Linked DNA regions of Homo sapiens: region 1 is linked to region 2. Evidence: read pairs that join two places in POLR2A ChIA-PET (ENCODE). Cell type or tissue: HepG2. All regions are shown on one strand.

Region 1 (4,000 bases), 280 kb after region 2:
AGGCGGAGGTTGCAGTGAACCAAGATTGCACCACTGCACTCCAGCCTGGATGACGGAGTAAGACTGTGTCTCAAAAATACTACTGCTACTACTACTAATTATTATTATTATTTCACTGTGATAACAAGTGTAATTAGATTAGTGGTTCTTGATCCTTAAGACGTAGTTAGAATTGCCTGAAAGATTTTCTAAAAATCAAAGCTCTCATGGCTTAGCCCAGATCAATTAAATTCATCGTCACAATTAGCTGCTATAACGATTAACATGCCCATTTTGGAGATGGGAACACGGAAGCTCAGAGAGATGATCTACTTGTCAGGATCACCCAGCTAGTCAGTGCTGGGGCTGGGATTTGGACCTGGGCAGTTGAATGCCACAGGCTCGGCTTCTTACCACTATGTGGGTGTTTTCCAGGTACACAGTTTGCCCAGGTTCTTCAGTGCAACAAGGGGGAGGGTGTCTTGGCCCGTGGCATAAAAGAAGGATGGGGTGGAGGGGGAAGCCCAGGTAACTTGAGCTTGGTAAGTCTCATCGTGCAATGGTGCTTGAAATGCTGCTATTTTCCAGCTTGATCAAAATGCTGTCATGCTTATTACCTGGGACTTTCTGCATGAGGACAAGGACCTGGTCTGTTAGAGCAGGAGTCCTCAACCCCCAGGCCACAGACTGGTACCAGTCTGCAGCCTCTTAGGAACTGGGCCATACAGCAGGAGGTGAGCGCAGGGCAGGTGAGCAGAGTGTCATCTGTGTTTATAGCCACTCCCCATCACTCCCATCACCGCCTGAGCTCCACCTCCTGCCAAATCAGCAGCAGCAATAGATTCTCAAAGGAGCACGAACACTTGTGAACTGTGCATGTGAGGAATCTGGGTTGCGTGTTCCTTATAAGAATCTAATGCCTGATGATCTCTGTCTCCCATCACCCGCTTTGGGGCCATCTAGTTGACGGAAAGCAAGCTCAGGGCTCCCACTGGTTCTACGTTATGGTGAGTTGTATAATTATTTCATTATATAGTACAATGTAATAATAATAAAGGGCACAATAAATGGAATGTGTTTGAATCATCCCAAAACCACGCGCCTCTCCCCGGTCCGTGGGAAAACTGTCTTCCACAAAACCAGTCCCTGGTGCCAAAAAGCTTGGGGACCACTGTGTTAGAGTGTTCCCTGTTGTACACCCAGGATGGTACAAAGTGGGCGCTCAGTGAGTGGTCGCTGAATGGCTAGCAGAAAGAAGAGCAGCACGGTGCCAGTTTCCAAGTGACACGCAGATGGCGTGATCTGCACGTGTCATCCATTGCCCGCAGCCCCCATCTCCCCCCAGTACTGATGCTGGCTTGCCATTATGGGCTGGGGTGGCCCCCACATCCCCCATCCCTCCCACACCCCTCCTGCCAGACTCAGCACTCACCGCTTCCAGAGGAACTTGAGTCTACGACACCAGGGTCAACTTCTTCCAGGCAGAGGAAGGTGACCAGACGGTCAAAGGACACCCGGGCCTAGGAAAACCGAAGCCGCAGGTCACCCAGCAAGAAGAGCAAAGAACTCAGGTTTTGGGTGTCGGTGTCTCAAGATGTGTGGCAACAGCTTCCTGTCTACCAAGCTCTGTGCATAGGAGGCGTGAGGACAAAGCTTTCTAGTTCATGGGAAACGATGCAACCCGAGTGGTGACCTTGATGGTGGTGATCTCCCACCTCTGCGATCCTACAAATCAGTGACACCGAAGCAAGCCAGCTGCCATTCTGCAGACAAGATCTGGGAAGAGGATGGTGGCTTTTCCAATAAGGTTATCAAGCCATTGTGTGGAACAATTTCAAATGTTGTCCACCTGGGGGCGCTCTCTCCCAGTCACAAACCCATCTTTGGGGAAGAAAGAGACCAGTCGTTAAAATAGAGATTAGGCCAGGTGCAGCGGCTCATGCCGGTAATCCCAGCACTTTGGGAAGCCAAGTGCAGGAGGATCACTTGAGGCCAGGAGTTGGAGACCTGGGGAACATAGCAAGACTCTTTGTTTCTACAAAAAATTAAAAAAATTAGCCGGATGTGGTGGCCCATGCCTGTAGTCCCAGCTACTCAGGAGGCTGGGAGGTAGAAGCATCACTTGAGTCCAGGAGTTTGAGCATGCAGTGAGCTGAGATCGTGCCACTGCACTCCAGCCTGGGTGACAGAGTGAGACACTGTCTCAATAAATAAATTAAATAAATAAATAAATAAATAAATAAATAAATAAATAAGGCGGCCAGGCGCGGTGGCTCATGCCTGTAATCCTAGCACTTTGGGAGGCTGAGGCGGGCTTATTACATGAGGTCGGGGGTTCAAGACCAGCCTGGCCTGGCCAACATGGTGAAACCCTGTCTCTACTAAAAACACAATAAATAAATAAATAAGACTGGGTGCAGTGGCTCATGTCTGTAATCAGCACTTTGGGAGGCCAAGGTGGGCAGATCACCTGAGGTCAGCGGTTCAAGACCTGCCTGGCCAACATGGTGAAATCTCATCTCTACTAAAAATACAAAAAAAAAAAAAAAAATTAGCTGGGCATGGTTGTGCATGCCTGTGGTCCCAGCTACTTGGCAGGCTGGGGCAGGAGAATCACTTGAATCTGCGAGGTAGATCTTGCAGTGAGCCGAGATTGCACCACTGCACTCCAGCCTGGGTGACAGAGTGAGACTCCATCTCAAATAAATAAATAAATAAAAATAAAAAATAAAAAACATGGAGATGGCTCAGGTATGCCGCCGTTTCTTGTTTTCACCATGCTGAAAGGACTAGAGATAGCAAAGGAAGAGAAACAAAATCGCTTTGTATAAAAAAGGGAACTGACATGATTGCTTGTATGTGGAATTGCTGGGCAGATGGACAAGTATGCATGTTCTGAGGTGTGTGTGGAAAGGTCTGCACATTGCCCTCCAAAGGCTGACCCCTTCCAGATGTATTTGCTGTACTCTCTGCCCGCCTCTGTTCTTGCCCCTACCCGCCTCTTTTCCAGCTCCACACCATCCCTCTCCCTCCCACTCTGTCTTCCCTCTCCTCTGCAAATGGCAGGGGTAGGGAAGCTGGAGCCAGGTGTAGCCCACGCACTCTCCCAGGATGGCTCCAGCCCTTGCACCCACCTCACCTGGACGAGGGAGTGGATGGAGAAGGGCAGGAAAGCCTGGGCCTTGTTGAGGATGTTGAGAACTGTGAGAGTCACAAAGGCTTTCTCTGCATTCATAGCATTCTCGGCCACCAGAGTGTGGACAGCAAACACCACCAGTGCGACCTGGGGGGTGGGGGGGACACGTGGGGCAACAGTGAGACACGCAAGCATGGATAGGGCAGCCTGGGCAAGCTGTGGTGCCTGCACGGTCCATGTGGCCCACCCGCCATGTCCGCATGTGCTTCCCTCCGTAGATCCCACTCCCAGTCCTGCTAACACATGTCCTCTCCGCAGTCATAAGCTACATAAGGCTCTCTCTAAAGACACAGCGCATTGCTAATGGTGATGAGTGCGCAGCCCCACGGCTCTAGGCATCACTAGAACCTAGGGGAGAACCTAATGCCTCTAGGTTCCAGGCATCGGGGGACAGCAGAGTTTTTGATCTTGGTAGCCCTGTTGTTCTAGACGTGGTGGAACTTGTGATTCTAGAGTCCCTTGGAAGATGACTCTAAAGTTGCAGGCAGGAGCAGCACTTGAGGGCTCTAGGTGTTGGTGCCATTTGTGGTGCTTTTTTTTTTTTTTTTGAGATGAAGTCTTGCTCTGTCGCCCAGGCTGGAGTACAGTGGCATGATCTCGGCTCACTGCAACCTCTGCCTCCTGGGTTCAAGTGATTCTCCTGCCTCAGACTCCCAAGTAGCTGGGATTACAGGCGCCCGCCACTGCAACCAGCTAATTTTTGTATTTTTAGTAGAGACAGGGTTTCGCCATGTTGGCCAGGCTGGTCTTGAACTCCTGACCTCAGGTGATCCACCCACCTCGGCCTCCCAAAGTATTGGGACGACAGGCATGAGCCACCACACC
Region 2 (4,000 bases):
CATGCCATGCTCAACATGGGGCAGCTTGACAGGGGCTGGAGGACCCACTTTTTTTTGGTTGTCTCTGAGATATAATTTACATGCCATAAATTTCACCATGTGAAACCATACAATTCAATGCTTTTTAGTATATTCACAGGATTGTACAACTATTGCTATCTAATTCCACGATATTTCCTTTTCCCTAAAAAGAAATCCTATACTTATCTGGATGTGGTGGCGCACACCTGTGGTCCCAGCTACTCGGGAGGCTGAGACAGGGGGATCAATTGAGCCCAAGAGTTCCAGGCTGCAGTGAGCTATGATCGCACCATTGCACTCCAGCCTGGGTGACAGAATGAGACCCTGTTTCTAAACAACAATGACAAGAACAACAACAACAGAATATATACCATTAGCAGTCTCTTCTATTCCCTCTTCCCCTAGTCCCTGGAAACACTCATCTATCTTCTGTCTTTATAGATCTGTCTGTTCTAGACACTTCAAATGGAATATACACTACGTGGCCTATTGTGTCTGGCTTCTGTCACTGAGTACAATGTTATCAAGATTCTGGAAGACCCACTTTGTGGATGGCTCAGTCACATGGCTGGCAATTTGGTATTTGCTGTCAGGTGGGAACTCAGCCAGGGCTGTGGGCAGGGATCCCATTTCTTCTCTATGGGGGCCCCCTCCACGGGCTGCTTGAGCTTCCTTATGGCATGGTGGTTGGGTTCCAAGATGGAGCATCCTAACAGAGCCAAGTGGGAGCTTTTCATATCTTTTTTTTTTTTTTCAATTGAGACAAAGTCTCACTGTCACCCAGGCTGGTGTGCAGTGGCATGATCTTGGCTCACTGCCACCTCCACTTCCTGGGTTCAAGTGATTCTTGTGCCTCAGCCTCCTAAGTAGCTGGGACTACAAGTGAGCGCCACCACGCCCAGCTAATTATTGTATTTTTAGTAGAGGCTAGGTTTGCCATGTTGGCCAGGCTGGCATATTTATTAAAAAAAAAAAAGAGAGAGAGAGAGAGACAGGGTCTTGCTTGTTGCCCTTGGCAGGTCACAGCCCAGTCCACTCCACTCCTCCATGGTCTTGAACTCCTAGTCTCAAATGATCCTCCTGCCTCATCCTTCCAAAGTGCTGAGATTACAGATGTGAGCCACGATGTCCGGCCAGCTTTTCACCTTTTATGACCAGTTTCAGAAGTCACACCATGTCACTTCCACAGTAGCCTCAAGCTCGTCTGGATTCAAGGGAAGGGAACACAGACCACCCTTCACAACAGGAGTGTCAAAGTCACCTTGTTTGCGTTTTAACTTTTCATTAATGCATTCATTCATTCAAAAGATATTATTGGCCAGGTGCAGTGGCTCAAACCTATAATCACAGCACCTTGGGAGGCTGAGGCGGATGGATCACCTGAGGTCTGGAGTTAGAGACCAGCCTGGCCAACATGGTGAAACCCCGTCTCTACTAAAAATACAAAAATTAGCTGGGTGTAGTGGCATGCGCCTGTAATCCCAGCTACTTGGGAGGCTGAGGCAGGAAAATCGCTTGAACCCGGGAAGTGGAGGTTGCAGTGAGCCGAGATTGCGTCATTGCATTCCAGCCTGGGTGACAAGAGTGAAAATCCATCTCAAAAAAAAAAAAAAAAAAAAAAAAGTCACACCATGTCAGTTCCACAGTAGCCTCAAGCTCATCTGGATTCAACGGAAGGGAACACAGGCCACCCTTCTCAATAAGAGTGTAAGATCACTTTGTTTACATTTTAACCTTTTATTCATGCATGCGTTCATTCAAAAGATATTATTGAGCATCTACTCATGAATGAATAATTGTGGCCACTTTTGGAAAATACAAGTGCTACAGCTTCCCTGAGAAGATGATGTTGGGGCTGACAGCTGAAGGATAAGCAGGTGTTACTTAGGCACAGGTATGGAAGAGCATTCAAAAAACACAGAACAACGTGTTCAAAAGACCCGGGGGAACAATTAGCACACTGGAGGAACTTAAGGCGGCCTTGAGTGGCAGAGGCAGAGAGAAAGGCACTTGTCTGTTGTGTGCTTTCCATGACTGCTGTTTCCACTCAGCCTTCATTGTCCATTTTTTCAGAAACAGTACCCTAAATTCCCTTTGGGGAACCATTGACTCACCCGCCCTCAGCCCTCTCAGTGGGGCTGGCTGCAGGGGTGGGTGTTAAGACCCAGGTCTAGCCATTCAAGACAGTTCACCCAGCCTCGCCAGTCTCACTGATTGGTTCGGGTGTGGTCATGTGACACTCAGAAGGGCCAATGAGGCTCAAACCCAAGACATCTGCTGCAGCTATTGGACAAGACAGAGTGTATTGCCTTGGGGTTGCTAGGTAGGATAGAGGCAGGAGTGGTTGGGTGTCACCTTTGCCTCTGCCAGAGAATAACCTGTTGAAATGACACCAACAAAGAGAAAGTAGAACGAAGTGACACAGACCATTGAGCTCCTGGACTATGACCAAAGCCAGCTCTGCCACTGGACATTTTAGATTCATGGGCCAATACATGATGGTTTAGGCTAATTTGAATTTCTGTCACCTGGAATCAAGAGTACTGTTTAAAGGCACCATCGGTGGGCGCAGTGGCTCATGCCTGTAATCCCAGCACTTTGGGAGGCCGAGGCGGGTGGATCACCCGAGGTCAGGAGTTTGAGACCACCTTGGCCAAAATGGCGAAACTCCATCTCTACTAAAAATACAGAAAATAGCCGGGCATGGTGGCACGTGCCTGTAATCCCAGCAACTAGAGGGTCTGAGGCAGGAGGATGGCTTGAACCTGGGAGGCAGAGGTTGCAGTGAGCCATGATTGTGCCACTGCACTCCAGCCTGGGCAACAGAGTGAGACTCCATCTCAAAAAACAAACAAACAAACAAATAAATAAATAAAGACACTATGGTTAGGATTTTTCTCTTCCTGTCCCTAACTACACATTCTCCATTCCTGGTTCTTACGTACCACTTCAGAAGCCTCCAGCACTTCATCTGGCCTCTCTTCCTTCTCTCTCTCTTTCATTTCTTATTTTTTTTGAGACAGAGTCTCGATCTGTCACCCAGGCTGGAGCGCAGTGGCGCAATCTTGGCTCACTGCAACCTCCACCTCCAAGGCTCAAGTGATCCTCCAGCCTCAGCCTCCTGAGTAGCTGGGATTACAGGCACACACCACCACTCCAAGCTAACTTTTTGTATTTTTAGTAGAGACTGGTTTTTGCCATGTTGCCCAGGCTGGTCCCAAACTTCTGGCCCCAAACTTCTGGCAGATCAAGTGATCCACCTACCTCGGCCTCCCAAAGTGCTGGGATTACAGGTGTGAGCCACTGCATCTAGCCTTCTCTCTTTTTTTTGTGATCAATAAATGTTTGTTTATTGCATCTTGGTCTGAATGTCATATTAAATTTGGGGTTCCAAAAAACTCTAGAAAACATTTATGAGAACTTGGGAGGTGGAGGTTGCAGTGAGCCGAGATCGCGCCACTGCACTCCAGCCTGGGTGACAGATTGACACTTCGTCTCGCCAAAAAAAACAAACAAACAAAAAAAAAAAACAAAAAAAGAAAAAAAGAACTAAATGTCCCTGAATATAAAATGGTAGGTAAGAACAGTAATTGGCTTGTCGATCAATGATGAATCAAACAGAAAATGCGTGACAGATTATGGGGAAGTTTAAAATGTCCAAATATTATGTCCCAGAAGAATTTGTCTAGATAATAGATCTTCCTCAGTCCCTTTCAGGGGATGGATGGATAGTGGACATACTTGGGCAGGTTTATTCAGGGTAAGCTGGAGGAATGTGTCAAATAGGTAGCTACCTATCTGATTTACTTTCATCCTATTTTTTCTGCTCTTAAAACAAAATAACCTCCTATTGGTTAAACTTTTTTTTTTTTTTGGTTGCAAATCAAACTCTCTTACTGGTTTTAAAATATCAATTTCTTTTCTTTTTCTGTTTCTTTTTTTTTTTGAGGCGGAGTCTCACTCTGTGACCCAGGCTGGA

The links. ChIA-PET counts read pairs that join two places held together with the same protein. Peaks named below come from ENCODE experiments on the same cell type or tissue, not always from the same donor. Only the 100,000 strongest peaks of a DNase experiment are listed, where the experiment ranks them.
Region 1: POLR2A ChIA-PET joins it to region 2 with 10 read pairs; 1 of 35 experiments calls an interaction of 5 or more read pairs at or near these places.

The regions. Positions count from the first base shown.
Region 1 is chr16:16,185,713-16,189,712 of GRCh38, forward strand. It overlaps ABCC6 (ATP binding cassette subfamily C member 6), which reads right to left. Exons shown (of 31, transcript NM_001171.6): 13 at 3,119-3,262; 14 at 1,412-1,499. Among named protein-coding and RNA genes, the nearest start is that of ABCC6, 36 kb to the right of the region's middle. RefSeq lists a silencer at 688-861. In HepG2, a CTCF peak has its summit at 1,824 (motif pointing right); a DNase peak (open chromatin) is centred at 1,849.
Region 2 is chr16:15,905,963-15,909,962 of GRCh38, forward strand. All of the region lies in intron 1 of LOC107984869 (a long non-coding RNA gene), which reads right to left. Among named protein-coding and RNA genes, the nearest start is that of CEP20, 19 kb to the left of the region's middle. In HepG2, no CTCF peak of the experiment used is centred here; a DNase peak (open chromatin) is centred at 2,279.